Regions from separate parts of the Homo sapiens genome. Here all the other regions are linked to region 6. A link is a loop called in an ENCODE intact Hi-C map of the cell type or tissue named here. Cell type or tissue: endothelial cell of umbilical vein. All regions are shown on one strand. Links, peaks and the distances in the headings refer to the core of each region. The heading gives the core; the rest is flanking DNA.

Region 1 (4,451 bases), core at 224-4,223, 140 kb before region 6:
AGCACTAATATTCAATAAAAATATAATGCAAACCATAAAGGCAAGCCATGTAAGTAATTTTAAATTTTCTATTAGTCACATTGAAAAAGTAAAAAGAAACAGATGAAATTACTTTTAATAACTAATACATTTCATTTCATCCAGAATGTCCAAATTAGTATAACTTCAACATGTAATTAATATAAAAATTATGTAGATTTGTTACATTTTGTTGTATTAAGTATTCAAGTTTCAATGTGCATTATACACTTATAGCACACCTCCATTTGGACTAGCCACATTTCAAGTGCTCAAGAGTACCACTTGGCCAGTAGTTAACATATTGGCTACCACAAGGCTAGCTAGAGTTCCACCTTGAGGCTTTTAGCCATGCACAATGAAACAACAATATGGAAGAAAATCAGGTTACTTAAAAGTGGTGCCACATAAGTACATACTATTTACCCAGACTTCTACATGACAGAAAAATAAATTTTCATCTTCTTTAGGACAAAGTTACCTGAGTTTTCTTTCATTTGCAGTTGAATCTCATTCCCTTCTGCTTCACCAGAAATGTATTTCCTTTCTCTGCTATACATGTTACTGCTACCATTAATTTGATCTTGCAGAGTAAAGTAAAAGCAACCTAACCCAGGGAAGGTAATATAGCATAGTAGTTAAGAGCACAGACTCCAGTGTCAGGCTACCATCAGTTTGATTTCAGCTATATACTTACTAGCTGGTGACTTTGGGAAAGATACTTAATCTCTGTGCCTCAGTTTCCTCATATGTCAAATGTAGACAATAATAGCACTATCTCATAGGATTCTTATGGTGTTAGGAAAAGTTAACATATACAAAATACTGAGAACAGTGCCTGGTTCTCTAAGCTAGTTAGATAAATCTTCATCTACATACCCTCCTTATGACACTTAACTATTCAAGGTTTTTTTAATCTTAAAAAACAGTAATAATAGCAAATCTCTCAACTGTTTGTCAGCTAATCCTTTATGGCCAAATTAAGAGTCATCTATATCTACATCTGTATTTACTCACCTACCACGGATGGTTCAGTTCACAGTCTGGCTTTAATTTTTACCCCTCCACTATAACTAGTCTCCCTGAAATATCCACTGACTTTTGTTGCTAAATCCAATGGATTTCTATTACTTCATCTCTATTGCATTAGAGAATTAACCATTCCTAACTTTGAAATACTCTCTTTTATTGGCTCACTGAGTTTTGGCTAACTTTTCTCAGTCACTTCTGTGGGCTCCTACTTTTTCAGCATCCTCTACTGCCATTTTCATCTTGAATTTTCTTTTGTTCTCTTTCTCTGTGTGCTCCCTAGATTGTCTCATCATTTCCAAGGTGTTTACAATATCTCAAGCTCATATAACATTCCCGTGCTTTACATCTATATTGATATTTCCACTTAGATGTTCCACAGGAAGAGTATTAGTTTAACTTCCAAACCTATTACTCTTACTGACATTCCTATCTCAGTCAATGGCCTGAACACCTGCTAATTGCCCAAACCGAGAGTATGGGCATTATCCTAGACTCCCCTTTCTCCCTCAGCCCTAGAAAGCTATCAACTACCACGTCCTCCCAATTCTGTTCCTGGAATAAATCTTTATACTCATCTTTCGATATTCCCACTGCCATCACCCATTAAAGCCAACATTAACTAACATTTGAATTAATAGCCTCCTGTATTATCTCCAGTGGCCAATCTTGATTTTCTTTGATCTACTCTTTGCACTAGATTTCACAATCATGATTGTTGACTCTCTTGCTTAAAAACATCTTCCCTTGTTATATCAGAAAGAAGTCCAAATTTCTTAAAATATTTTGCAAAACCTGTGTCATCTGGTATCTGCTTGCTTTTCTAATTCCGTCATTCATTCCCAGTCTCCTCATACACGATGCTTTAGATTCACTGAAGTTATATACCAGCTCTTGGAACGTACCATGTCTCTCATCCTGTAGCCTCTAGTGGGCGCTGTTGTTTGCCACCCCAGGATGTATTCTTTTCTACTGAGTAGCAGCTTGATTTCTGGATGCTGTTGACCCCAGCTCCAGAAGAATACTGTGAATGCCCAAACCATTTATTGTGACTCCATCTCCAATGTCCAAGTATTGGTTCAGGAATATGCACATAAACTAAGTTGGTCAATCAAAATGAATCCTGTGCTTTTTGATTGACAGTTGGGAAAAAATTATTTTCTATTTTTGGGTGTGTAAATGCAATGTCTAAAACTGACCGTTGTTTTGCTACCACAAGAAAATCCACCTTCAGAACAAACTCAAAGCAGAGACAAAAAAAAAGAAGGAAATTAAATTAGAACTCTAATAAATTTACATCTGAAACCCTCTAGACTTTTTAGTAACATGAACTAATAAACTCATGATTATTCACTTGTCTGAGTTGGGTTACCTGCCACGTCTCCCATTTCTTCACCTAGTTAACTCCTATTCATTCTACTCTGGCCTTTATGTGGACACCACCAGCATAAATCTTTCTTGAAGCAGTGTTGGTGTCCCTTCTCTATACTTTCACAGCACCTTGAAACATCTTTATCATCATGCTCATCTCAATGACTTATAACTGCCTGTTTGTTCCTGTCTCTCATGAGATTAAAAACTCTGTCAGTCTCAACACCATGCCTTTAATGCTCATTGTTGTTTTTCTAGCATTTAACACACCTCCCAGGACATAGAAAATGCTTCATAAATATGTCAAATTAAATATAGTTAATAATTGTGGAGTACTTTCCATGTCAGAAACTGTGCTAATAATTTCACATATTTTGTCTTAATTCCTGGCTACAGCAATTCTATGACACATGTACATTTATTGTTAACTATTTTAAAGGTTTAGATATTGAGGATTAGAGAGTTTAAACAATTTATCCATGTTCGCCTACCAATATTAGAGCTGGAATATGAAGCTTGGTAGTCTGTCTCTATAGTCTTAGCCACTACATTCTATTGTCTTTATAAGAAAAAAGTAATATATAAGAATCATATTTAGAACTCTTCAGTATTTTTCCAGTACTTTACTGTTGAGAAGCATTTTTTAATTCTCTTTCCAAATCTCTCTTTGCAGGATCAGAACGATGGAGCAAAATGATAAAAGTTTCACTTTAATAAGGAATGAAGAAAAAAAACAAAAACTGTGATCAGATTCTGTACTCTCAGTGAAACATTCCACTTAGTATGTCATGAGGTTAAGTTTGGACTTAGTGCTCCCAATCCTCTATTTTAATGTAGTTTCTTCATATTTCTTCACCCAAAGATAATTTATAACTAACTCCAATTAAGTTGGCGTTTTGAGAAGGGAATTTTTTACGACTGTGAAATTTCAGAACATTGAACTGGTGCTTCCAGCCACAAAGCTGGGAATACAGGATGGACAGCATTACGGCTGCATAACATTCCTGACATAACTCAATGTTTATTTGTAGAAACTAATGCCCCAGAATATTCTCTTGGGACCTGAAATCTCCCCTTTGCTCTTTTCCCCTGGTAGTTGATTCTTACTGTCCACTATCCAACCATAATGATGTAAAGTGAAATCTATTTTGCTTGTGGGGGAAAAAAAGAATGGTTCACAACTTCACTCGGTTTTTTTAGTTAACATATTAACACTTGTTTCAGAGTAATGTATTTGAGTACTCACAGCACGTTTTGAAGAAACAATACATGAAGCAAGTTCTCTGTTTAATAGATGTAGTCTCTAACTCAAATAATCTGGATTTTTTTTTTTTTTTTTGAGATGGAGTCTTGCTCTGTCACCAGGCTGGAGTGCAGTGGCACGATCTCTGCTCACTGCAACCTCCGCCACCCAGGTTCAAGCGATTCCCGTCTCAGCCTCCTGAGTAGCTGGGACTACAGGCGCGTGCCACCACGATCGGCTAATTTTTTTTGTATTTTAGTAGAGACGTGGTTTCACCATGTTGGACAGGATGGTCTCGATCTCCTGACCTCGTAATCCACCTGCCTCGGCCTCCCAAAGTGCTGGGCTTATAGGCGTAAGCCACCGCTCCCGGCCAATACGCTGGAATTTTTAGGTCACCATTTGAATGATTATTTTCGGTTTAGCAAACATTTTTAGCTGATTTAGTTTCTAAAATGCTTAAAATTAACTTTTGGCTTACTACATAAGTAATACTTGTTCTCTGTAGAAAAATTAGAAAAGCATGCATATAAAAAGAATATATAAATAATCCATGATCCCAACACTCAGAAATAATCACTTCAATTATATTGTAGATGTTCTCCCAGACTGATTTTGTGCATAAACACACCCACACACAGTTATTAAACAAATATGGGATTTTAGTCTATATCCCGTTTGATAAACTGCTTACTTTATTCAGCAATATTTGGTATACGACCAGTTTGGAATATAATGACGAAATTTACTAGACCAACCATGGTAAACAGAACTAAGACCTAGTTGACTT
Region 2 (4,451 bases), core at 347-4,346, 550 kb after region 6:
CTTCAATTTCAGCCAACATGAACTGCATGCAGTTCCTTTTGGAATGTAGTTTTTCCCAAAAATTTTCCCTAAGAAGAGAGAAACACATCTTATAATTGAGTTCTCGCAAAGTCTGTTTGGAGAAGGCGAACAAGCCAGAAATAATTGTCACCAATGTTAGTTTCGAATTATTAGAAGTTACCTATAATCTATATAATTTTTTTAAATGAGTCAAATACAGGTTAACTCTTTATACCTGAACTAAAACCTGCTGGTTATGTTATTAATAGATTATAGATCACTTTATAAAGCAAGATAGTGACTGATTACATTGTGGAGATCATAGATTATTAAGATACATTACTGAAAAAACAAACAGGCAAAAATAACATCTACTACAACAACAAAATCTGAAACTCTCCTAGTGTTATGAAAATGGGTACTTGTAACTTGGGACAAAAGTTCCAGTGACAGTATCATATATTGATTCAAAAACTGTCGTATAATATATCAAAAAGTCAAGGTAAATCTTCCTGGGAAATCTTTCTACATGACAAAGATATGACTCAATTGATAAAAAAGAAACCGGTCTCAATGATGCCTGCTAAGTATTTAAATAAAATTATTTCATGGAATATGAGAGTGGAAAATGTTCCTATCTTAAAATATAATTTTCTGTAATTCAATAATTAAATTTTTGAAAGAAACACTGTACATGGACATCTGACTTTTGAATCTATAATATTAAAAGGTTACATCCAAAACTTTTCAGGTGTATATGTGCTAATTATGCAGTTTTTTATATAAATTTGAGTGTGTATTATCTTAAATATTCTGCATTTACTAGTTGAACTATTATCTGTAGTTGCTGTCCTCATCGTTTGAACAGCAGAAATGAAATCAGGAGGCTCATTCCACTAGATCTGTATCTAATTCTGCATTTTGTTGAGTACTGTTAAATGACAATATTGACTCTTATGCTCTGCCTTTAAACATATTTACCTTTAAAACTTGCATAATATATGTGTACTTTTATTTGTGTCAGTTTATAAGTATTTCATTATTTTAACAAATTTTTGCATATATATCATATACGTTTACGTTTGTGTGTGTGTGGCATGTGTGTCAGTATTAATAGTCTTATGCTATTGGAAAATTGGGCTTATGCATTTATTCCCTGAACTTGTGTCAAGTGCTAAATATATGTATTACACCACATGCTTGATATGATTGGAAAACACAAAATATTCCTGAGAGAAGAAGAAGAGGCTGCATTAATTGGAGATCATGCCTTGTAAGTAATAGTCTATCATTAAATATTTTCTGATTATTTCATCATGTAAGTGTAGTTTTTATACATGTGCCACAAAATGTAGGCTCATATGCTGGTGGAATATGGGTTTAGTCTTATTCAAAAAGCTGGGCCTTGTGGAGAAATTTAAAGAAGCTGATTGACACCAGTGAACAATGGCCTGGGTTGGGGGAATGACATAGTAAGTGTTAGGAAAAGGGCCTTATAACTGACAGGAATTCTCATAATATTTTTAAAGAACAGATAATGGGACTTGCCTGGGTAGACAAATGAGAAATAGTAGCTGCGTGTTGTATGTGTGCACATGAGTGCATGCACACCAGTGCCTTGAAATTAAGATAGGGTTGGAGTTAAGTATTGTAAGAATTTACATTTAAACTAATGCTTAAAAAGATGTCCACTGAAGATACCTGATTGAAAGAAAATACTTGATCAAAATAATGGCAACATGAAAATGGGCTATAAGTAAAAAGATTCTTATAATAGTGTGTATGAGAAACTAAAGCAGCAAGAAATCAGATCCTAGGCAAATCATGATAGGGAGATAGCTGTCAGTAGAGGAGAGGAGCCTTTTCATGATATGATGAAAGAAAACAGCAAGTTGTCCCTCTTGGAGAAAAGTGGTAACCATATATGTATTCAGTTGTCAATACAGTACAGTACCTAGGGGTTTTATTATAACTAATTATATAAAAATACCCATTGTGAGCTCAAAATTTGCATTTTTCTTTAAATTGAGAAAATAATTCCATTCCCCATCTCATTACTAGATTTGTAAAAAAAACAAAAACAAAAAACCTAAAGGCAAAATTAGGAAGGCTGAATTATATAAATCATCAGTCTTGGAGAAATAAGAGAGAAAATGCTTAAATACAAACTTCCTCCTAAGAGACTGGTCCACAGTGCCACCTTGTGTTGATGACCCAGTTCTTCTGTTTTGTGTTTTGCATTGATTTCAAAACCTAATATTTCTTCCTCATGCCAAATGACATGCAGAAGAAATATGGGTTATTTTGTCCTAATTTAAAATTAGTCAACTGAAGTACTGAAATATGAAGGAAAAAAGTATTTAAAATAATTCTTGTTTCCTAACTGTTTTGTTCACTTTGTTGCAAATTAATGCACTGTTTCCCTACTAGAATGTGGTTAATGTATTCATACCATGAAAAGAGGTATTGGGGAAGAGATGGATTCTGTACTGAATCTAAGGGTAAAGCCAAACAAAATATGATGTTTTGAAGTAATTGTAATCAAAGATAGTAATGACTATGGTGTGCACATTCTAATATAACACTGAAGTTAATTTGTATTGAGAAGTTTATATATTTTTATACCTATTTTTAAATGGGTAGAAATGATGGATGTTTTAATGAAAAAAATTGTGAATTCAATTTTTTGAGAATCATTGAAATAGAAACTGATCATATCTAAATTTCAAGTCCTTTTATTATCTCTAAGCCTTTATTATTTAAACTAACAGGTGATTACAGTTTCCACCAGTCAAATTGGATCACCTTCCATTAGTCCCTAGAAAGCTGGTAGATAAAATGCTTAGGAAAGAATATTTAGATAATAAAATACAAGCCCTATTTCTAAAGCTACTATCCAGACTTTACTTAAGCCCTACATGTCTTGGGATGCTTTGGATTGAATATTTTTTCTCTCTAGAAAATCATGGTATCCGTTTTTCCCTATCCTGTCTTATTTCGATGGCTGATTCATTTATGGGAAAATAAGCTAAAATTGGCTTTTTGTATTTTTCCTTTTCCTCCTGTTAAATAACCTTTATGTCCTTAAGTACAGCCTGACATTTAATTAGAAAATTAACATAGCATATGTAACCTATCTCGAGTGTAGTTTACCAATACACTAGGCCTGTCACTAAAATGAAAGCAAATCGCTCAGATTTTAACTTATTCAAATTAGTATAACTTTTTAATTCAAAACTTAGCTATACTAACAGACATCTGGAGTCTCTATTGTAATGAAACAAAAGATTTAGTGTATTTGGTTAATATGCCATATGTATATATAATTTTATATATTTATAATTATATGTAAATTTTAACAAAAGTTTTCCAAGTGTATGTATAATTTATATATATAACATATGTATAACTCTACTAAAAACTGTATTTCACATAGTTGTGTTATGTGCTGATAATGATATTGAGTTCTGTATACTCACTACTATGCATAATGAGATTCAAGTATTCAAAAGTAATTAACTACAAGCAAATTATCTACCTAATAAGGATAATTTTAGTTTCTATATAAATTTTACTATAGGCAGCCTTCTTCCCTTCTAGCACTCAGTCAAAATTTTTTTTATTTCCAGAATTTAAGTATATTAATTAAAATTTCATCCTCCTATGACCAATTCAACAGTATGCTTAATTATTGTCAGAGAATCTCGGTTTTTATAAAAGCACATTTCTTAAATCACAAACAAGAAATTTGTCACTAACAATTATTCAGGATGTCATGTCTTTCCTTTTCATCATAAATATTGTCATTCTTTTGCAGAATGCATATTTTTGGCTATTTGAGGTGCATTATTTTTAGGGGAAAAGCTGTTCAACAGATTAGAGAATCTGAGCTAGCCAGTGGAGAAGTTAACTACATAAGTCCACTACACCTAATTATAAAAGATGAAGGTTTTAAAATTTGCATAATTGCAACTGTTGGTAGGGGTCGCTAACATATTTGCATTATCTACTTATGTTCCATACCAACTCTTTTAAGCACCACTTTTTAAAAAGTCAGCTATGTCAGATGCTTGTAGGTGTCAGAACATCATAACCTACAACGCAGGCAATGCCTTTTTCTACATACACCCCTGGGTTCCAATGGCTTTCTAAAATCAATTTCTATGTTTTGATACTATTCCATCTTCCATCTTTTAAAAATAAAGTCTTTCTATCCATATCTGCATGTAGCAAGAGAAGTGCATAATGACTAAATCAAGTCCCAAGTATTCATTTATGCCTTTTACAAGTAATCATTCCATTAGCTGTAGTTCATAATAATTAACATTTACAAAGATTGCATTCACACAGTGAAAGTGCAGAGGTAGTCAAGAATAGGGGTTGGTATTCATCATAAGGGCCTTTATACTTTGGAGGCTAAAAGAATACCTAGATCTTAGGAAAATGGATAT
Region 3 (4,451 bases), core at 135-4,134, 260 kb after region 6:
ATGAACATGGGCTGGTAAACTTAAGACAGTGTTTACGGACATCAATACCATTGATTAAAACGTAAAAGTTCTGTCAAACAGTAGTTTGATCTTCATGACAGCAAACAGCCTGTTTGATGTTTTTATTGAATCAATTGATTTTTTTTTCACTGAATTGATTGGTTGTTTTACTGTCATGTGGACACTTCCTAAATCAACATGTGCCTCTATAGAGGGATTTGTAACAAATTCTGAATTCATGAATGCCTCTAGAATTCCAGGCTAACAGAACCTTATGAAACACAAATTGCATCAGAATAAGTGGCATCAATGCTGAGAAAAAAGTGATTTTTCCTTAAAGTTGAATTTGAATTTTAGAATTCCAGCAACTTAATGTTATAGACTGATAAAAGGTATTTTTCTGTTCTTACCTTGTTCAAGTATGTACTTTAAATGTTGACTGAGTTGTTAGATAATACTCCACCAATAAAGGGAGGTTAATTTGCCATAGATTTTTAAAGATGAAAGAAAAAGATAACAGATGCCCACCCCCACTCTACCCACACTATCTCATCTTTTTGATTCCCAAGCTTATACCTTATACAGGTTTTCCAACCCCTAAAGGAAATTATCACACATAATATTCATTCCTGTCAAGATGTTTTAAATGCTTACAGTGTGAGTCCTGCAACACATTATTTTTTTTCCTAAAAAATTAGGATTTACGAACAGGCTTTTGTTTTAGCAGGGGAGTTTAGGCACAAAGATGAAGTCTGCTGTATTCTGCCTATGGAAGTGATGTACCAGCCATTTTACTGTGCATATGGTAGAAGAAGGCAGTTATGGACAGTTTTTAGCTGTCCTGATTTCAATGCAAACTAGTAAATATCACTGCTGAGAAACTCAAAAGACTGATGTTGCTTATATAATTAGCATATCTGTTTCCCACAGGGGCTACAGTAGGATTCATTTTCTAGGTGGGCTGTGATAGACCTGGAAGGGTCAGTTTATAACAGCTCTGGCCCATCAACTTTCACCACATACTGGGATTGTGCAGAACTCCAAATTCACTTAATGATGAAATTCTGTCTATTTGCTATGTTGCTTCTCTCTGACACTAACCAATGCATGCCACTAGATTTTCTCTTGTGTCACTTACTCATTCATTCACTTATTTATCACTTGAAGATCCACTTTGAGACATTTCATTCACAGCAGATACTTCTGTCTCCTACTTGATTGATCAAAGCTATCTGACCCAAGTTTTATTTCCTGTCACACTCTAACTTCCAAATATCTCTACACTTGTATTATTCTTACCAACTCAAATAAGTCTATATATTTTTAGCTATCTTTTCTTTCCCTCCTACATAACTGTGCTTTGGAATAATGCCCTGTTTCTTTCGAATGTACACTGATTTCTAGTGGCTCCATCATCACTGCCCACAAATATTTTCATGTCTTCCATTACAAAAGAAAAAAATGTCTCTAGCTGTGGTACTCTTAGAGTTACTACTCCTTTACTGCCAAGTTTCCCCAAAGAGCGATTTACAATTCTAGCCACCATCCCCTTACCACTCCTCACTGACAGTCCGGCTTTCAGTTTCCATCCTCATCATTTTACAGGAACTTGTTTCCCCAAGGTCACTAGTGTCTTCCTAATTGCCAAATCCAGAAGTGTGTTATCAGTCCTAATTCCTGAAATTACTCTTGCATTAAACACTTACTTGACTCCTTTGACTCTTTTGTGTGTGTGTGTGTGTGTGTGTGTGTGTGTGTGTGTGTTTGGTCCTTCAGAGTACTCATGCATTCTCATGGCTTTAATACTGAGTGGCAGGAATGGATGGGAAGAGCTTTGATATCAGACAGATATTCATTCTAATTCTACCTGGTCCTTCCATTTATGAGCTATGTGATCTTGGATACATTTTTTAAATTTCTCATAACCTCATTTTTCTCATTGCAAAGTAGAAGTAATAATGCCTAGTGCATAGGATAGACAGGATTAAGTGAGACTGCAAAATGCATAGTGGGTGCTCAATAGATGGTAGTTTCCTTGGCTTTCCTCAATAGTTTCCTGAATTTTCTGCTAAGCTTGATCATCTTTTCTTTCGGTTGGTTATTTGTACTGGATGCTTCTACTGCTACCTCAGTTGTAAATATTAAAGACCAGAGTCAACATGGCCTTCACAAAGGCCAGTGACAGCTGTCTGGGTTCAGTTGGGAAGCTCTGAATTGCTGCATCACAAAGAGTTATTATGGACGCTGCTTTCTGAGGGATCTCAATAGTTGTGGCTGCTGTTATCTGTCCCAACTCCATTCTAGTTCTACTCAGCTTTCCTCCTTTTTCTTGCTTGGTGAATTGAAGTCATCCTGGCTTCTACCTTTGACCTTCTTCTGGGCCCAGTGGAGACTCTGAGTTCTAATTTCTCTCCTCAGTTCAAACTGGCTTCCCTCCTTCCCATGGGGATTGATAACCAAGTTCGTGGTTTTTCAGGCCTCCAGTGTTGTCTGCCTGGATAGCTCTCTGTTGCCCTCACCTGACACAAATCCACAATTATCAAAGCCACTTCATTGAAATCTGCTTCCAAGATTCCCCCTTTTAGGGTGTGACAAGTATTGTCATCACTTTCAAGTTCTCAAGCTGGAATGCTTGAAGTAGAATTTCACCTCTATATCTCACCTTTTACTCCAGGAGAGCCCTCAAGTCCATTTAATCCACAGTTACTTGAGCTTTACAATGCTTCATAAATGGATCTTTTATTATTTATATTAATAGGAAAACAATGTCGCTAATAATAGTAATAATAATAATGATAACAATAATAGCTAACATTTATTGAGAGTCTACTATATGCCAAGCATTGTGGCAAGACTTTGAAGCCTCATGTATTATAAAAAAGAAAATTGAGATTTAGGGAGGTTAAATACCTTGCTTAAGATCATAGTAAGTATTGGGGCTCAGGATTTCAGCTCAGATTTGTCAGCTCCCAAAGCCGTTTTTATTCACTGGTCTATGTTGTTTGAAATGACCATGCCCCCAGGATGAAAGCATTGATGTGTTTTTCATAAATATTTCTCAAATTGCATATCCACAGATGTTGTGAAATTACACCAACTAGTGATTTCATAGAATTAGAAATAAATTGTAAATAAACTGTTACTCTAGTAAACATTTGCCAAGTGCTGCCCAGAAATAAGGATAGCCCCAGTGCTGAAGAAAGAGAGCAGAGGGGAATAGTGTGAGATTATGGAGAAAGGGAAATAAGTGAAAATGTGATCCCTGATGTCCACTTATTTAATTAGTGGAAACATTCTCTGGCTGGGAAGAAATAAAAAGGGGTGTCCTTGGAAAAAGTAAAAGTTGAAACAGGTAATGGTGTGAGGCCATAGAAAGTCAATAGAGAGGACCAGTGGTAAGGTTTGAAAAGACAGATTACCTCTTGAAATACTTTCCATTAGCATTAAACCCTTGAACATGTACATTGCAATGTCAAACCAGTTTGTATGGAAATTCTAGCACTCTTTGTGCATTGTCTCAGATAGAGCACTGAACTTCAAATACGAATACTGAGTTCTCTTCACAGTTCTATCATTAAACAGCTGTTTGACCTTGGACAAATCTCCCAAACTTACTGGCTCTCAATTTTGTCATCTTTAAAATCCCCATGAGTTGGACTGGATGAACTCTAAAGATCTCTCCTGCTTTAGCATTCAGGTATTCTGTATGCTCAAAATGAGGTGATGACTTATGGCTTAGGTTGGTGCCCCAGTACCTATACTACAAATTTACTAACATTACAGATGGATGTCATGGGTTGCTCTGGTCACTCAGATTGTGGAGGAAATTTTAAATCTTGATAAGAGAGTCCCCAAATGGTGGATAAGCACATGACATCAGAGGTCATGTACCTTTTGTAAAGTACCAGAATGTGTTATCGTTTTGCCTTGCCACTGAAGTCCCTTTCTAATTCTTGAGTCAAGCCTCCTGCTCCCCCTTGGTGCATCTATTTCATTGCAGCTGCTGCATATAACCTCAGTTAGCATGTGCACAGGAGGGTCTGTGCAACTGTACATGTGAAATCACAGTTACAACTGAACAAGAGAATAATTTGGTCAGTAGTTTAGTATCTCAAAATCTAAAGAATGACCACCTTCAGCTAGACCAGTAGACCCAAATTGCCCTTTTTATTGCTTCACTAAGATACACCACTTTGCCCAGTTCATTTATTGACTTTTTCATCTCAAGCACAAATTCTTACCTAGGTAGAAGCTAAAGGTCCACAACACACTAATTGTAAAAGCAAAAGTGCCAATTCAACAGAATTCCAAAACCACAAGAAATGTATGTGAACTTGACAACTCCTGCGGTACATTAAGTCTGAAAACGATTTTTTTTTTTTAAAAAAAAAGAGGATTTGGATGCTCTTTTGAAAAACCCCATCTCTCTAGTGCAAGAATGTGTTTATCTA
Region 4 (4,451 bases), core at 263-4,262, 180 kb after region 6:
GAAGGCAATGCTTAAAGATTCTGGTGAATCCTATTTTCATGGAGGATCTTGTCAAGTTAAGGTTTTAGAAGAGGATTCTTGAAGAAAAGTCAGAATGAATAAAGAGGTCCTTCTCCCTTCTCTGTTTTTTGGGAAGAAAGGAGCTAAATATAAAATGATTATAAAAATGAGTCTTCAGTTTGTGAGCAATTTAAAATGACAAATAGAGCAGAATGGTAAACTGAAAAGGTCTCTGGACTTGGAATCAGAAGAAATTGGTATCAGCCTTGACCATGTCACTTACTAGTGTGTGACCTTGGATAATTCGTTTCACATCTCTCAGCTTCTTGATTTCTTTGTCTTTATAGTGTGATAATAGCTCTTATTTTATACCTCACAAGATTGTTATTGAAACCAAATAAAATCCTATGTATAGAAAAATACCCACACAGATAGTAAAAATATATAGACAATGATAATGTTGTGGTTTTTACAATGTCTCTGCAGAAGTCAAGGAAGCTCAGGAGGAGTCTCAGGGGGCCAGCCAGGAAGATCTGTGCTTCCCCCTCTCCAAAGCAGCTCTACTTTTATCTTTTTCATCTGCTGTTGACACATAATATTGTATTTCATTGATTTTAAAGGTTCTGCTGCTAAGGGTAGAGTTTGAAACATATGTAGTAGAGATATGTACTCCTTAATCATGATAATATCAACTGCAGTGTGTTTAACAATATGCAGGCAGCTTTGAAAACATCAGACATAGGTAAGGATGTTATTGTGAGGTGAAGCAGGTGACCATATTTTAAACTTTTTGGCCTCACTTTACTAGTGTAAAATCTTAAAGTTTATACTCAACAATTATTGATGACCCCAAAAAGCTTATCTAGAAAATTCCAGAAAACACAAGAATGCACAAGCACACATTCCATTAGCCACAAGAGTGATGATATCATTGTATGTCATGTAGCCTCTGGAAAGTCAACTGAACACTCATGAGATAATTGAAGTGAAAAAAACAACAATATCTTAATATTAACTATGAAAATAAGCCTGACCTAGGCCAGGCGCTGGGGCTCACACCTGTAATTCCAACACTTTGGGAGGTCGAGGCAGGCAGATCACCTGAGGTCGGGAGTTCAAGACCAGCCTGACCAATATGGAGAAACCCCATCTCTACTAAAAAAAATACAAAAATTAGCTGGGTGTGGTGGTGCATGTCTGTAATCCCAGCTACTCGTGAGGCTGAGGCAGGAGAACCGCTTGAACCCGGGAGGCAGAGGTTGTGGTGAGCTGAGATGGTGCCATTGCACTCTAGCCTGGGCAACAAGAGCGAAACTCCATCTCAAAAAAGAAAAAAAAAAAAAGAAAACAAGCCTGACCTCAATAGTTTTAGAGACTTCCCCCCAGGGAAACTGAGACCACACTTTGAGAATCACTGACCTATTATTTTGATGGAAATACTAAGGTACTGAATTATATATTACGTCAGGTATGTATAGTTTCCCCTCTCTTCTTCAGGCTCGAAGGAAATTGGAATGATAAATGAGATTTACTTCAAGGAGATTTCATACAATGTTTTCAGTCCTATCTTCATTCTTTAAACCTGTGTTTCAAGAACCTTAAAAAAGTTGTTTTGGATTTCTTTCATTGAAGCATAACAGCCTTCCTTCCCAGGAAACAAAAAATAATCACAAATTTCAGTTAAAATGAAATTTGGACCTCTTGTTTATCTGTTGACAAAATGTTTTGATATGTTTACTTTTTCTTTTTAATTTGCATTTAATTTGTGTATTCTGGAAAATGAATCTTCTATTAGACAATAAAGTGACTTTTTGGGACAATAGAGGCATAGGGCATCATCTGTGAATACACACACCTTCGTCCTTTACCAAAGTGGCTCCATTCTGAGTAATCCTATGAGCAAAGCCTTGTAGTACAGTACTTGATTTCTTGAAACAACTCATTATAGTGCTTACTTAATATTTCAATAACACATTTTAATTGGTCACAATTGGTTCCTTTTGTTTTTCAAAAAAATGTTTGAGTTATCTGCCCATTTATAAGAAAAGACAAAAGCTTGTCAGTTCCCAAATGGACTTTCTCTTTGAGGACATCTGTAGCCTGAATAGTTTTAGTCCCTCCCAACAGGTCTCCTCTCAGCTGCTCTGTGTTTTTACATCTCTCAAGAGGGGTTAATTCTTTACAGCTGTATCCTGCCTTCCAAGAATCTCACATGTGCAAATTATTAATCTTTTTCTATTGCTACAGTAACTCCCTAGGCCATAAACACCCCCTACCTAAAACTGGCTCATTTCCAAAGAAAACTTTGGTATTCTTTCCCTGAAAAGATAATTTGACCTCATTCAGTTTACATTGTTATTTAGAACAATTGGTAAAATATAGAAATAGAAGCTTACTTTCAAACAATTATTTAGAAATATAAATTTAATCTGTAAGTTTAAATCTCTATCCACTGTTGTATAATTTAAGTCTGAATTTTACATTTTATTTATTTAAAAAATCAGGTTGCTTAAATTTTTCAAGAGTATACTTTTCAATATTTTTAAGTGGATACTATGCTAATTATATCACATAGTATTTGTTTTAAATGTTTTAAATAGAAGAAAACAGTATGTAGACTTTCCTTTAGTGTATGGAAGTTTTATTTTCTCAAATGTGGTTTTCATGCATTTATGTCTGCAATATATATCATGCATGTTTGGAGACATAAACATAATGTCCATTTGTAAGGAAGAAAACAATCTTAGGATATTATGGTAAGGCCATTTAGATCAATATACATATATATACCAATCATAGCCCAGCCTCTCAATTTAATATTAAATATACTAAATTATAAATTTTCGTATCCTTCAGGGTTCACTGTAAGATGGCCACTGCTTGACTATTTCTCTGTTTCCATAATCTACATTTTTATTTCTTCTTCATTCTTTAGCTACTGGTTGGATACTCTTATGACACCCCCAAACTTCAAAATAAATAATTTATATTGAAAGTTACGTATGTCATAATAAAGCATTAAGAGATTCCAGAAATTGCATTTCTCAGTGATCCATGCCTCTAGTGGTGTTCCAAGGCATAAGGCAGAGGGGCCAGTGATTTTTACCACCTGACAAGTGCAATAATCCCCCAGTACTGCAAGGCCTGAAGCATCTTATTGCTGTTATGAAATGGAATTTATAAATAAAAATAAGGAAAACAGCCAGAGCTATGCACTTCCTGAGCTTTACTGACATTGATATGACAGCCAATCAGAAATTTCCATTCCTGCCAAGATTGCCAAGCCAATAATTTTAGCAATAAAGCCTGTCCTAAGAAATATTAAAATGTTTTGCCTCTAATATGTATTTAAACACAAAAGAAGTTTAAAGGTAAGTTCGTTATAATTCAGACATACAATCATTTTAATATATACAGAAAACCTCCCTGTAGACCAATTAAAAAGAGCTTCCAAACAATACGGATTCTTAATTCACATAATATTATAACTCAAGCAAGTTACATTTCAACATTTTTAGATAAGCTGTATAATAGAGAGAAAAAAAGGATTAGAATAATAGTGACATTTGAATTGCATTTTGTATTATTTCAACTGCATTTTAACAGGCTTTATGAGTGAAAGAGGGAATAAGAATGCAGAAGAGGCAAACTTGTGTAGATTATTTTTCATTACATGCATTATTCCAGTTGAAAAATGTCAGTTGCTTGTCATGTTAACTAAGAATGCATTCACTATTGTACATATCTAGAGCCGGAGTTAAACTGAGAATTTTGCAAAGGACAGATACAAAGAAGTGATTTTTCCTTCTCTCTGTATATAAAAATAGAACTTTCAGAAATGTCATGGCTGACACATTTAGCTGCTGGACATTGAAAATCCTCTTTCTGACTCACAACCTGTGACTGGAACTCTGTCAGAGTAATCAAGAGATGTTATACCATAGAGCACAAACAGTAGGGGAGCCTTTGCTATTTGGCCTTGTTTTTAAAGCAAAAGAGATTTAAATTTGGATCACAACACTAAATATTTCTCATACTCCCCATTTTGAAAATACAGAAAAGAATTAATTGTGTAAGGCATTTGTGCAGCTGATTATCTGATTTAACCAGTACTTTATGAGATTGTAGACTACTGAAACAGTGTAATAGGCTAAGAGACATACATGCCTGAATAAATACTGACTGTATGAAGGATTATTTTTCTGAGATCATGTTGCAATTAGTGATGACGGTGACAACAAAGGTCATGGAATACAGTGAACCTTTAAATAACACAACCACACGTCAGAAATTAAAATTTTAATTTTAGGTAACATTTGTCTCCTTTTGCTCTTATATGTAAGTAATTAAAATCCCTCTTTTTCAAGAAAGACCAAGGGGATTATGGTGCACATTATGTTTTTCTCCAGAACTCTAAAAATTCAGAAAAACTGGGTATTCAGGGTTTTATT
Region 5 (4,451 bases), core at 143-4,142, 390 kb after region 6:
AAACATTTGCACAAATATAAGGATTTGGGGGGGGGGTTAGTTAAATTTCATACCCCATCTATATAACATTTCGAAAGAAATTAAGTTTGATTTTGAAAACAAAAGCATTTCCTTATTTTATCTAATTTTTAATATTTCTAATGATTCTTTGTCATTTTTTCTATTTGTTACAAGAAAGAGAAAGAAAACATAAAAGGAAATAATGAAAGAGGGAAGAAAGGATTAAAGAAAGGAAGCAAGGGAGGAAAAAAATATAGCGGAAGAAAGTCAGACCAGCGATTATATTAAGCAGTGGCAAATGGTATTCACCTTTTATAGGCTCTATGTTTTATAATGAAGATACTTCATTGAAACAATGATGCATACTTCAAGGGTTCCCTGGAGAGCAGTGAATCCTGTTTGGAGAGATTCATGAATATGTGCATTAGCACAATCCAACTGGAACTTGCCCTTAAAAAATGAACCACAAGAGAAACTGATCAGTTTTTGCTTATGTATATAATCAGAAGGTTATTATATTATCTCCCTCTCCACGGGAAAAGCAGATGCATATTTTTCTACCACCTCAGATGAGAAATGCCAAAGGAAACAACAATTTTTCCCCTTCTGTGATGTTCATTATGTGAAATGCACATGGAGACTTTTTAATACTGGGTCAAAAGAGCAGAAAATAAATGTAGATTCAATTTTTCAAAATTTTTTTTTGCATAAGATGAATCATAAAATAAACCTTTAAAATACACATTTCTGCCTTAACTTGCTGAAGGTCATTAATAAACTTGCACTGAGTTAAAAGATTGCTAGAGATTGCACCTATGAGACAAATATTTCAAAATCAAAGCTCACAAAAAGTTACATGTAACTTTGTGCCCTAAAGATGAATGAGGGACACATGGCAGATCTTGAAGTAGTAGTTTATTTAAAGTACAAAGAATTCCATGAAAAATATTTCTAACCAGCAGTTGGTGCCCAGTTATCATGAAAAATGGCAGATCACCACTAAGCTATTTACAATGATAAAGAGTATCTAGGTATATTTGCAGAATTTATCTGTAAGTTTTTAGCTCCATTAATTTTAAACAAAAGTGAAAGTATAAAAAAGAAGAAACTCAAAGAAATTTGATCATTGTAAAGAAACAACAGAGAGAAACTGTTGTTACCTAAAGACTGAATGGATATTGTTAAATGGTCACCTTCTATGCTTTGCCAAATAAAAATATTATTAGCAAATGTTAATTGCTGAAGGAAACTTGTTTTTTCTCTAGATATGGAGAAAATGGTACGAGCTCAGAAAACACCTTCTCTTATGCTTTATATATTGTTATTTTTATTATATGTTCTTTGCTCTGAATTTGACTATGTCAGTATTATCAGCACGTTCAAACATAGAGGGGAGAAATAATTGTCTTAAAAAATCACAATCATATTAGTGTTAAAAATGACTTAATTCCTGGCTGTCAATTTCTTTTTTAATGTGACAGTTAGTCATTTCTTAGGCATCTGGTAATGAATTGCCAGAAACGGTTTCAATTCATCATTTCTAGTCACCATATTCATGGAGAAAACTGTGTTTAAATTTGTCCATGATGTTCTCAAACTTCTGGATTCAAAAACTTCCTGGACATTTTAAGTTTTTCAAATGTGATTTGAGGGCCTGCACTATTTTCAGTATGTAGGGAAGGGCCAAGGGAACACTGTTAATTCGAGAGGGCACAATATTGTAGTCAGGCATTTAAATTATTTGTAACTTTTCACCAGAAGTCGTATTCATGTTTTGGAAAATTAGTACTTAGCTAAGCTCCAAGGAAGAAAGCATTTTATTTAGTAATAGTTCAAATAATGCAGTAAAAATGTCTCTCTGTGCATTTGAACTGGCCCTTGTGGCCTGATTCAGTGTTTTGCCCATTTTCTCGGCTTTTTGAGCTTCGCACTCACAAGAAATTGTACAAAACACTTAGCACTATTTTTTTCATAGCTGGTAATGGGGCTTTCACCGCACAAAGGCAAGGAAAAATTATTTGGAAAGGTGAACAGGCTTTTAGAAAAACTAGAAAACACTCCTCATACATTTTAGGCTCAGCTTTCTGCCCCTTTCTTGCATGTTTTAAATCTAGCCACTGGGATCCCTGAAATAATATGCTCCTTAATGTTAAATACTGAATATGATCATTCATAACTGGTCCACAAAAACAAATTTCAGAAAGAAGAATGGTGTTAAAGGAAGATGACTATTTACTGATAGTTTTCTTTTTGTGCCTATGTAAATAAAATATATTTATCGCTTTGTTTATTTATCAAACTATCTCAGAATTCACATATGCATCACCAAAAATGTGGCTTTCGGCTCTTTTTGTAAATAGGTCCTATCATAAAGATTTTTAGAAGTTTTATCTTGTACAAAAAGGCAGTTTTCATCAGCAACGCGGCCATCTGTTTAGTGAAAATAGAGCTAGTTAGTGAACTGCAGACTGTGTGTGTGCGTGTGTGTAGAGGAGGTGGCAGTGAGGGAGTAGAAGGTCAAAGGGTAAATTCCAATTGCTGTGACATATTTTTATGAGCTGAATCATACCCAGCTTTTAGCCTTGAAAGGGGAAGAGGATCTTAGAAAAGGGAAGTCACATGCAAGGGCAGGTCAGGAAAATCCTCAAGAAGTGCTCTTCCAAATTAGCTGTTGATTGTTCTCCAACCCGCCATATCCATCCGTTTGAATTTTATTTTATTGTCCCAGGACTTGAAAAGATCTGTTTTCTATTACGCGAAACCCAGTTCAAATTTGTGTGGCAAAATATACAGTTATCTTGGAGCATTTATTTCCCTTTTATACCTTTGATACTGTTCTCCTCGTTGGAGGGGATGAGGGGGTGAAGCCTCCTTGCAAGTGGGAAAGGAGGAGGAGACTACGCGGGAGTTCTACCCAGCACGAGGCTGACAAAGCATTGCTACCGCAGGAAGGAAAATGCTAACGGGAGCGGGAGAAAAGACAGGAGGGGCCCCAGGAACCAAGCCTCGTTAGAGACCCTAACGACTCCACCTTAGCCTCCCCTCCCTGCACCCACGCTCTCTGGCAAATGTAGAGGCTATTTCTGCTTTTTACAAGAGGTGCTGCCGGGGTGGGGAAAAAAGAAGAAGAAGAAAAAGCTGATGCTAAAATCAAGGAAGAAACAGCAGAAGGGTCAGGGGCAGCAGTCAAGGCAGAAGCAGCTGCCGTGGCCGGCCCAGCCACAGTCATCTCAGTCCCAGCGGCGCGGCAGCCAACAGCGGCCGCCGCGGCGACAGCCCGAGTGGCAACAGCTGTGGGGAGGCTCGACTTCTTCCCTACGCCTGTCCGCGCCAGGAGTCAGAGTAGGGAGTCCCTATCGCTCCCATCTTCTGAGCAAGCAAATTCTTCTCATTCCTTCACTCGCGCCTTCTCAGCGTCAGCTGACCCGCTGCTCCCTCCCTTGCTTCGGGGATTGGCGCAACTGTCCGCCCCCACCGCACCGAGAGGCACGCGAATGACACCCGGGGTTGTTCTAGTAGTAGTAGGTGGGCCTGCGGCTTCAGGAGTGCGTTTCCTGAGCCAGCCAGACCTGGGCCTCTTCGGCCTCTATCACCCTGTTGGCTGAACAAAATGCCCGAAGGCGTTTTGGTGGTGCGATTGCCAGTGACTAAACAGGACCTTAATTTTCAAAGTTGATGGGGACAAACCCAGGCATAACTGGAGAGGGTGACCATTTCCAAGGCGTTGAAAGAAGACGAACAAATTAGGCAATTTCAGTATTATCAGAGACAGCATTATGACCCTTTTTGTTGTAAAAGGAACATAAATGTAGCTACAGATTGAATGAAGTTATAGGCCATAAAAGGGCAGGAGAGAAAAGGGAAAAGATAATAGGCACTGTCCATTTGAGCCTGTTACACTTACTGTTTCAAATCTATTCAGCTAGTGTTAGTGACAAATACATAATTTACCGGCAATAATAAATGAGGGAAGGAGTAAGGATAAATATTATGGAACGCAGCTGTGTGTTTAGAATAGTGACAATTGCTGTTTATTTGCTTTTCACTTATGAAAATTACACAGGGCAAGGTCATATGTGAGACATACATCTTTATATTATTTTTTCTCATATTTTTGAAAGTTAGGGTGAGTGGAAGCATTCAACTTTATTTTCCTTATTTAGATAAGCAAATATCAACAAACCTTTCTTAAAAGTGTAGATTTCTTTCTATTAAATACTTAGGCAAAACTGATTGTACTTTTTTTTGGCATTTAGAGCCATCTTGTTTACCTTCAGTAAGGTTATCTTATAATGATTGCTAAATTCTATCCAAAAGCTTATAATATTTCATATACGTTAACTTTAGCTCTCCCATTAAATTATGTATTTCTTTATGTACTTGGGCTTTTCACGAGGATTTTAGGCACATTATTCACTTGCTGGAAAATTAAATTGATTTATGTTTTTCCT
Region 6 (4,451 bases), core at 127-4,126:
TGTATTTCAAATGAATCTATAAGGGAATTGGAAAGGTACAGTTATTATCTATTAATAAACTCTTGCTGACCACACTTTTTCCTCCTCTTTTTAAAGAGCAGGGGTTGTTTTATTTTAGATATTACAGATGAATGGCTTTAAGTCTGTCATCAAAATACATTGTTTTTATATTCAGTGGGCACTGTATTATATATTTTATTCACTATTTGAATTTACACAAGGAACTGTAAATTCAACGCTAGGATTTAATGTTAAAGGTTGATGAGCTCTGAACTTTTTTAACAAACAAGAACAGAGCAGTTTTGCCCGAATTGCACAGAGCATCTGCTGTGTGTCCAGAGGACTTTTGGTCGTCATTCCCCAAATGGGCAATAACTGCGATTATGAGCGCTTCACAGTTTTTTTTTTTTTTTTTAATTCATCTGTACTCAATCCAACAGTGACCCACAGATATTTCCCTACACTTATTTCTTTGTGGTAAAATCCAATGAACAACTTTTCGTAATATCATTTTCAAAGCCATCTTGTAAAATATAACTAAAGAGGTTTCAGTGTTCTCTGTTACATCAGAATAAAGTTCTTCTGTTTTATTTCGAAGACTCCTTTTTTAAAAAATTCACAGAAAGGTCAAATCCATTCCAAATAGAAATCTCATTGCTTAGAAATATTTCTTAGGATCTCGAATCACTCTTTTTTTGTCTTTTAAATTCTGTCATCTGCCTAGATTTAACTGAAATAATTTTTATTTCTCAGTGTGTTAGCTAAAGGCATCCATTCAAAGGTAAGAACATCATAAAAGGTGAATGGAATTAATTTCAAAGTATATATTTGGCATTTTTAAAGAGCTGCATTTCAGCATCTGGAGAGCTGCAATTTAGGCTATCAAATCTACAACAGAGAAGCTGGGGGAAATGTGAACACCCTTATGAGGAGGGTCAGTCCTCAGCAAGTGCATTTTCGGTTCCAACCTTCAAAGGTAACATTTTCAGCTTGATGGGCTCCTGGTGGAATATATAATTTGCCTCTTTCATTCTTAGCTTCGTTGAAATATAGAAGACTGGATGTCTACCAGGCCAAAGTATAAACTCACCATTTATCTATTAAAGTCATATTTAATGAAAACGAAGAGAAATTATGACCCAATTCACTCTCTTTCTCATTACAATTCCTAAAGAACTTTGCCGGGCACATTATCTCGTAGACATCATGATCAAATGTTATTGTTTGCTTTATTATCTCAGTTGGATGGTTGGCTAGTCTAGAATGAAATAGGTTGAAGGCAATACTCTCAGCCTAGAAGTCTGAATGAGGTTCCCATTCAAATGATCCTGATTGTTTGCGGGTGGGGCGGGGTGATTAGTAAACCAACTGAGCTTACACTGCATAGTAAGCGTCTGGATGCCGCACATTTACATCTAACAAGAGACCCCAGAAAACGTGTGTGTGTTTCTTAAACCTTATGTTCCGAACAAAAGGCTATCTCAGCAACAGACAATCAGCACTGCATTGCTCCCTGGGATGCGAGCAACACACTCAACTGCACATTTCATTCTTCCTCGGCTCCCAGCACCACAAAGCCCCTACTCTCTTCCCACTCCTGGGTCCCCAGATTACTCCATAGAGGGGGGTTGGGAAGGCAGAAGCCTAACGTCTATGCCTGCGCACCAGCCGCCGACACCAGGGCCCCCCGGGCGCTGCTTTCTCCAGCCCGAGCCGCCTGGGGGAGGTAGGGAGGGGAGCCAGGGAGCGCGAGAGGGGACCGCACACCTAGACACTTAGGATTTTATTTATTCACAGGGAGGCGGGGGAGGGGAACTGGGCGAACGCGAATTTTCTCCCCGAAGTTGCCTCTTCTAAGCAGATCAAGTCGTTTTCTGGCTGGTGCTGGGGGCCCCGGGGAGGGTGCCGGTGAGGTCCAGGCTCTCGAGACCAGATCCCGTCCCGTGCGCAGAGGGGGTGGGGAAGGGCGGACGGGCCGCAGCTGTCGAGAGGGCCGGGAACCGGCAGGGAAGAGCCCGCGGGCCGGGGAGCAGCGCGGCTCTGTCCCGGGCCCTCCAACGCAGGCCGGGGAGCGCAGGGGCCGGCTGGTCACGCGTGGGAAAGAAAGCCCCCTTCCCCCTACGGCGCTGCTCCCCTTTCCCCAGGCTGGGCCGCCAGAGAGTGCGTGCAGGGAGAGCTGCGAGTCCCCGCGCGCGTAATCATGACCTCGGGGCCCCCTCCGGGCCGCGTGAGCGCATCGGCGAGGCTGGGCGGCCGCCGCGGCCCCGGCCGTGTAACATGACCCGAGCGGCCGGCCGGCCGGCGCGGCGCGGCCATTGAGCCCTCCCTGCCCATGAATCTCTGGCGCGTCTCTAGCTCGCTCGCCGGCTCGCCTCCCGCCTCCCTTTCTCCCCCTCCAGCTCCGCGGGCTCCGTGCGCCTCTCCCTCTCCCTCCTGGTCCTCCCGCTGCCCGTCTCTCTCCACTGCCCGCCTCTCGCCACTGCCTCCCGTCTTCTCTCCCTCACGGCAGCCTCCGTCTCTTTCTCCCTCTCTCCTTTGAAAACTGATCTTTGGCTCTTAGTGTGAAAGTGATTTGAATTTGGCTCTGCGGCGCTCTGCGCCTGCGCCCAGCCTCTGGCATGCTGGCTCCTTCCAAGCAGCTGTTTTGGGTTTGAAATTCCAACATGGCAGAGGCTGCAGTCCGTCTTCCCTTCAAAAACTTGGAATGATTTCAAATCATAGGCACCTTCACTTAACCCTAGCTTCCATTCATCAGCAAACACATCGGATCGATGCTACGCTAACCTATCGGGTTCTCTCTCCGCGCGTTCAGGTAAGAGGAGCTTCGTAGTTTTCTACCATCTGTTTAAATTTGTTTTTGTTTTATTTTTAAAGAATATAAATACATCCAAGACCTGTAATTAAAAGAGATCTTCAGTTGTGCCGTAAACATTAAATTCAATTTCCACTCGTTTCTATTCTGTACGCCAACCTGCTGTCTAATTTCTCTGTTCAAAGTAGCCCTGAAACATTATAATGCATATTTTTGCTGCTTAATCATTGTAACAATAGTATGGGATTAAGAGTTCGCGATTGCAAGAATCTCGCTTTTCGCTATATTGGGCTTACTTATTACTATCTTTTTACTTCAAAAATAAAAAAATAAGAAAGCGGAGCCATAGGGTGGGGCTAGACTTTCTTCGGGAACTAACTTCTAAGTAAATAAGAAGTGTAAATAAGAATCTTGCACACACACAAAAAGTTGAGGTTAAATTACAATCTCGTGGCTGGGGGAACGAGAAAATGTCAGAAGATCGGTTGCAGAAAAATGTAAGCACATCATCTAGGAGGGGGTACAGCGTGGTGGGCGTATTGTTGGCAAGGAACGGGAGAGAAAGATGTATAATTTAATGGTATATACAATCCACTGATCCTATTACCGTCCTCCCCGGAGCTCTTGTTAGTTTCAATGGGAGTGAGTGAAATTGACATGGACTTGCATTCCTGGTCATGTGCTTTTTTTCCTTTCTTTCTTCTCCTGTGATCTGAGATCCCCTTTTTGTTGATGTTGCTTTCCCCCTTAATTATATGCATGTAGGTTAAATGAATACCTGACGAAAGGGCCCACGTTTCAAGGCAGTGACATTTGATAGCTGAGAGGAAAAGTGGCTTTAATGAAAAGCAACCTTTGGAATTCCTGCTTGTGAGAAATCCAATTCAGCTTTTTGTGCTGCCAGCAAGAAATGATCAGTAGCACCAGTGTTTATGGTATGTCAGTTTTGGAATTTACTTCCTTTGCATCTAAATAGGAAAGACAAATGAAATAGCATGATAAAACCATTGAAGACTGCCTGGCAAGCAGTTGCTCATGATATAGAATTCCTTTTTTTAAAAAATATATGTTTAATGTCACCATGCTTTTTTTTCTTTTGCTATCACTTGTTTGTATATTGCAGTTTTGATTAATATATTACTTGAATCCACTTTTATCGGTTTTAGCTGTCATCCAGAAGTTGCACGTTACTAGTAATGCACTATATATATATAACTGCTGAAGTCAAATAGTATGTAAATTAGTTAAACTCAGTGTGGGTTTTTTTTTTTTTTTTTTTTGAAGGAGGGAGGCTGGGCAAAGGGGAGAGGGCAGGAGTGTTGGGAAAGATTACTAACTAATGAAAGTGTATCTATATATATGTACACACACAGGAACAGGACTGGATGAAAATTTTATTTTTCTCAATCTATTAATGCAGTTTGACTATCTGCTCTTGATGTTTGCACTTTGTGGAGTAATCAGTTCTTCTGAGTGTGGTTTTTTTTTGGGGGGGGCGGGTAAGTGAAGAGGTGTCTTTTACATGAAAATAAAAATTATATTTTGATTGTCCAAAGTCCTTGATGTCTTTTAAAGAGTAGGGATAGGTTTTTCTTCCCCCTTTCCATTCACTCGTCTGCCTGTCAGCGCTTTTTACTTT
Region 7 (4,451 bases), core at 330-4,329, 69 kb after region 6:
AGCAACTGAAGACGTAGAATTTGTAAAAAGAAATTGTTTTATTCAGCTTTGCTGTGACTGAAAGTTTGATTATAGACTGTGCCATTTCATCTTATCTTTAATCTACAGATTTTTAAATGGTTTCCTTTCTAATCCACAAATATAAAAATTAGAGGTTTATTCAGACAATATGTATGAAGTCAAATACGTATTTCTTATTTATATGTAAGATGTAAAGGATAGAAATGCATTCTTATTTATTGGTTTCTGGAAGCTGAAGTAAGCCTGGGCAACATAGGAAGACCCTGTCTCAACAAATACAAAATGCAAATATTAGCTGGGCATGGTGGCATGCGCCTGTAGTCCCAGCTACTCAGGAGGATGAGCCAGGAGGATCACTTGAGCCTGAGAGGTTGAAGGCTGCAGTGAGTTGTAATTGGGCCACTGCACACCAGCCTGGGCGACTGAGTGAGACCCTTTCTTAAACAAAACAAAACGCTGAAGTAGTGTTTGTTTAGTTGTTATTAGTTATGTAGATTTTTAAGAAATGCACTCCATATTTTGGGGGGCCAACTTTTTTTCAGTTGAGAAAATATAAATGAGTAAAAGGAGTTATCAAATTAATACTTACAGCAGGATGAATATCTTTCCTTTATATAATAAGAATTTATAGTGTATATATATATATATATATATTCCTTTTTTTCTTAATTATGCTAAGAAATTCTTCCTGAAATCTATACTAAATGTCTTTTTTCTTTTTTTTCTTTTGAGATGGAGTCTCACTCTGTCACCCAGGCTGGAGTGCAGTGGCACGATCTCTGCTCACTGCAAGCTCCGCCTCCCGGGTTCACGCCATTCTCCCACCTCAGCCTCCCGAGTAGCTGGGACTACAGGCGCCCGCCACCACGCCCGGCTAATTTTTTGTATTTTTTAGTAGAGACGGGGTTTCACCGTGTTAGCCAGGATGGTCTCAATCTCCTGACCTCGTGATCTGCCCGCCTCAGCCTCCCAAAGTGCTGGGATTACAGGCGTGAGCCACTGCGCCTGGCCTACTACATCTCTTATAAGTTTTACCTATTTAAAACTTTGCTTTAACTGGACAGAGAGGGGGAAAATGTGTTTTATTACCATGTAATATACTTTCATGATTTCTTATGAAGAGATGGAATTCAATTCAAATCAGGCTTTCATTCCTATCTCAACTCCTAAAGCCTTTATCCAGCTCACCACTCACTGTCCTGCATGTGGCAAATTGAATATTTTATCTTATTTGAGCTTCTACCAGGGTCCAACAAAGTTGACCACTGTCTCCTTCTTCAAATAGTTTCTTCTCTTAGTTTGGGTGATCACAGTCTCCTGGTTTTCTTCTTGGTATCCTTTACTGGTTCTTCTTCAGTTTGAACTTTATGTTATAGGGGCTCCCAGGGCTTGACCCTTCTTTTTTAATCTACATGCTCTCCCTAGGTGCTTTCCTTTAGCCCCATGGTGTCTTTAAATACTATTTGTTTGGGTCCCAATGTGAGACAGTCTTTGTCATTCATGGGTTGGAAGATGACTTTTCTGCTAATGTGAACCACTATAGACACCCAGTCATTCTCCATTCTATTATACCAATTTAAGTATCCAGGTAGCTCATATCCCTATCAGATATTTTTCTTGTTTGTTACTTGTGGAGGGTTTTTTGGGGGGGGGGGTTGGAGGTAGGGGTGTTCTCTTTCCTTGAACTCTGTGAGACATTGAATAAAACAGGTGTTGAGTGAATGAATGTTTGCTTGTTTATTTACTTATTCAAAGACGTACACACATATCTATATTCCAGGCTCTGCGCTAGGGATGCAGAGATGATGAAGATGCAGTTCCTGCCCTCAAGGTTTCAGAGTCTTGTGAGGGAGGAAGGCATACAAATAAACAGTTACAGCACAGTGTGAAGAACGCAGCAGTGGAACCCTGTCCAAAGTACAGAAGCTGCCTAGAACAGGATATGATTAATCCCAAGGGGAATGTAGAGTTGGATGAAGCCCAGTAGAGGAATGAATTATTTGGGTTTTAAAAGACGAATAAGATTTTTCAAGTAAACAATGGGAAAGGATTAGGGACTTCCAGACTGAGATACTAGCATATGCCAAGGCACAGTGGTATGCAGTACTTGAGGAATAACTGCAAACATTTGTTCTTACAGAAACATGGGATGTTAAGTGGGAATGGAGGGAATGGAGCTGGAAATGCAGGCCTTGGACAGAAGGGGTTTAATTTTTCCCACTAGGAAGCTTAGACTTCCTCCTGTGGGTAAACTAATGAATGTTGACAGATTTCAAGCAGGTCAAAGATATGTTTACATTTTTATTTTAGAAAAGTTTTTTTTTTTTTTTTGTGGGGATAGTATGGAAAAGGGATTCAGAAGAAAGGAAACCAGTTAGGCCAGTTAGGAGAGAACAGGTGAAGCAATAGATGAAGACCTAAATGATACAAACATGTTGGGGATAAAGAAAGAATGTAGAATGGCGAAAGAAGTCAGAGATGAAATCAGTTGTATTGGTGAGTCTGTGTGAATGCAGAGTGGTTCAGAGTGGGATGAATGAGAGGGACTGATAACAGGCCTTCTATTTCTGGAAACTATGCCTCTGGGGTGACACTAACCAAAAATAGAGAATACAGAAAGGAAAACAGGCTCAGATGGGAATAGCATTCATTTGATAAATACGGTATACATTGATTATATTTTGTACATTTTTATACATATATATATATACACATACACACACATAAATATATAGCCATTGTGCATGAGTCTCAATTTTTTTTTTTTTAGTGAATTTGGTTTTAGACTTCTCAAGTCAGAAAATTTACAGGAAATCTTCTGGGGTATATCCAAATTTATGTTCAAACCCCAAAGTCAAATTCTGATTTTGCCACTAGCTGTGTGATTATGGTACTTCTTTGAGGCTTTGTGTCCTCATTTCTGTCATCCTGATACCAGAGTTGGATTAGAAAATTACCTTGATATTTTTATCCACAAGACATGGTTCTTGGGTTCCACTGGGTCATTAACCATGTACTCAAAGAATAACAGAATTCTAGGTCTTAAAAGGAGATCATTTAAACTAATTCTCTACCTTCCTTGCCCTCAGTGTCAGTTGAGAAAATAGAGGTCCAGAGAGTTTGGTTTGTTGAAAGTAATGCAGTAAATTAATATTGGAATAAGCATTGGAGCCTAGAACTCCTAGCTTCTAATATATCATCTTGACCTACCCCTCAATGTAATGGTCCGTATTATTCCCAATTCTGACTCTCCTATGGTTCTAAAAACCCATATAACTTTGGACAGTTGGAGGAGACAGCTTCTGCTTTGTTGATTTGCCCTGTCAATGTATAATCCTTTGGGGGAATAAAGGAATGCTTGAGGAAGGCGAAGAAGCAAGGCTAATAATGCCCTCTGTCTCTGGTCCTTTAGGGGATTGTTAGTGAAGCTGTTGGTGACACCCCTAGTGACTTGGGGTTTGCTTGAGAGAAACCCTCTTACTCCTGTCCTTTACTCCTTCCTGCATCCATATTCTTTCTACCAAACTCAGGTTTCAAAACCAGAATCTGATAGAGTAATATGTGATTGTAAAGGAAGAGGGTCAACTTCAGCTCTGACATATATTTGCACATCCTGGGGTTTTAAACAAACAAAATGAGTGTTCATTGCTGATTCATGTTTTGCTTTTGGTTCCTTTTCTGCCATAGTCATGTGACATGCACCATGGTGGCTTTCATCATATAATACATTCTGGGTTCTCCTAAATCCTAAAGCACTTTGTAAAAATAAAACCATAGGTCTCATTTTTCTGATGAAGAGAGCAAGGCATAGAGAGGTTTTACAAAGTGATACAACAAATAAAGGGGGAAAAAGAATCCAGGATCATTTTTTTTCACTCTCCATTAAATGATACTCTCTTATGATTTTCTGTTGTCAAAAGCCCTCTCTACATTCTGTATTGTTAGGTCATCATCTCCTATAGTTTGCACAATACGGTGTATTATAGATTGCTCACAAAGCAGCAGATATGAATTCTTTATAATGGATTTATTCTTTTCAATTTTTTTGTCATCTTTGGGCTTAATAGAAATAGTTCAGCATGTTATATTGTGTGATCTGTCCCTAAATAGATAAAAGATTTCTGTGTTTTGAAGGAAACATTTATATTGGTTAATTTGCTGCATTGCCTGCAGGAATGTTAGTCTGTAGGAGGAAAACAACTGTTTCCTGACAAAATTTTCCCTAACTCTGCTAAAAACTCATGTTTTAACAGTAAAATAGGAATAATCCATAAACAATTAAAGAGTAATATCTTCAAGAATGTTTACTATCCCTCAGAACATCTAAGATTGTGAGACACAAAGGTGTCCTTTCTTACATGAAGAATGGCTCTTCCTTAATTCCCTCTTAAGCCGCAAGGCTATGGATGGAGTGAGCATGCAAATGTGAG

Evidence for each region. Peaks named below come from ENCODE experiments on the same cell type or tissue, not always from the same donor. Only the 100,000 strongest peaks of a DNase experiment are listed, where the experiment ranks them.
Region 1: a loop joins it to region 6, with 2.9 times the contacts of the local background. A loop is called at or near these places in 7 of 110 quality-filtered maps.
Region 2: a loop joins it to region 6, with 5 times the contacts of the local background. A loop is called at or near these places in 6 of 110 quality-filtered maps.
Region 3: a loop joins it to region 6, with 2.9 times the contacts of the local background. A loop is called at or near these places in 26 of 110 quality-filtered maps.
Region 4: it touches region 6 in a loop (2.5-fold over the local background); 2 of 110 quality-filtered maps call a loop at or near these places.
Region 5: it touches region 6 in a loop (8-fold over the local background); 39 of 110 quality-filtered maps call a loop at or near these places.
Region 7: it touches region 6 in a loop (2.1-fold over the local background); 18 of 110 quality-filtered maps call a loop at or near these places.

The regions. Positions count from the first base shown.
Region 1 is chr2:163,876,447-163,880,897 of GRCh38, reverse strand. No RefSeq gene overlaps it. Among named protein-coding and RNA genes, the nearest start is that of FIGN, 140 kb to the right of the region's middle. In endothelial cell of umbilical vein, for the core only: a CTCF peak has its summit at 1,983; no DNase peak of the experiment used is centred there.
Region 2 is chr2:163,189,334-163,193,784 of GRCh38, reverse strand. No RefSeq gene overlaps it. Among named protein-coding and RNA genes, the nearest start is that of KCNH7, 350 kb to the right of the region's middle. In endothelial cell of umbilical vein, for the core only: a CTCF peak has its summit at 2,220 (motif pointing left); a DNase peak (open chromatin) is centred at 2,194.
Region 3 is chr2:163,470,198-163,474,648 of GRCh38, reverse strand. No RefSeq gene overlaps it. Among named protein-coding and RNA genes, the nearest start is that of FIGN, 260 kb to the left of the region's middle. In endothelial cell of umbilical vein, for the core only: no CTCF peak of the experiment used is centred there; no DNase peak of the experiment used is centred there; H3K27me3 peaks cover 159 bases.
Region 4 is chr2:163,551,541-163,555,991 of GRCh38, reverse strand. No RefSeq gene overlaps it. Among named protein-coding and RNA genes, the nearest start is that of FIGN, 180 kb to the left of the region's middle. In endothelial cell of umbilical vein, for the core only: no CTCF peak of the experiment used is centred there; a DNase peak (open chromatin) is centred at 2,221.
Region 5 is chr2:163,347,284-163,351,734 of GRCh38, reverse strand. No RefSeq gene overlaps it. Among named protein-coding and RNA genes, the nearest start is that of FIGN, 390 kb to the left of the region's middle. RefSeq lists enhancers at 2,495-2,664, 3,157-3,756. In endothelial cell of umbilical vein, for the core only: no CTCF peak of the experiment used is centred there; DNase peaks (open chromatin) are centred at 2,554 and 3,524; H3K4me3 peaks cover 225 bases; H3K27ac peaks cover 2,929 bases.
Region 6 is chr2:163,734,199-163,738,649 of GRCh38, reverse strand. FIGN (fidgetin, microtubule severing factor) reads left to right here and starts at 2,642. Exons shown (of 3, transcript NM_018086.4): 1 at 2,642-2,812; 2 at 3,578-3,747. The coding sequence starts at 3,723. RefSeq lists enhancers at 1,003-1,518, 1,519-2,035. In endothelial cell of umbilical vein, for the core only: a CTCF peak has its summit at 1,724 (motif pointing right); DNase peaks (open chromatin) are centred at 1,799, 2,599, 3,089 and 3,549; H3K4me3 peaks cover 2,416 bases; H3K27ac peaks cover 2,046 bases.
Region 7 is chr2:163,665,240-163,669,690 of GRCh38, reverse strand. All of the region lies in intron 2 of FIGN (fidgetin, microtubule severing factor), which reads left to right. It overlaps LOC107985957 (a long non-coding RNA gene), which reads left to right. Exons shown (of 2, transcript XR_001739759.2): 2 at 1-1,743. Among named protein-coding and RNA genes, the nearest start is that of FIGN, 69 kb to the left of the region's middle. RefSeq lists an enhancer at 1,718-2,012 and a silencer at 1,718-2,012. In endothelial cell of umbilical vein, for the core only: no CTCF peak of the experiment used is centred there; a DNase peak (open chromatin) is centred at 1,980; H3K27ac peaks cover 1,021 bases.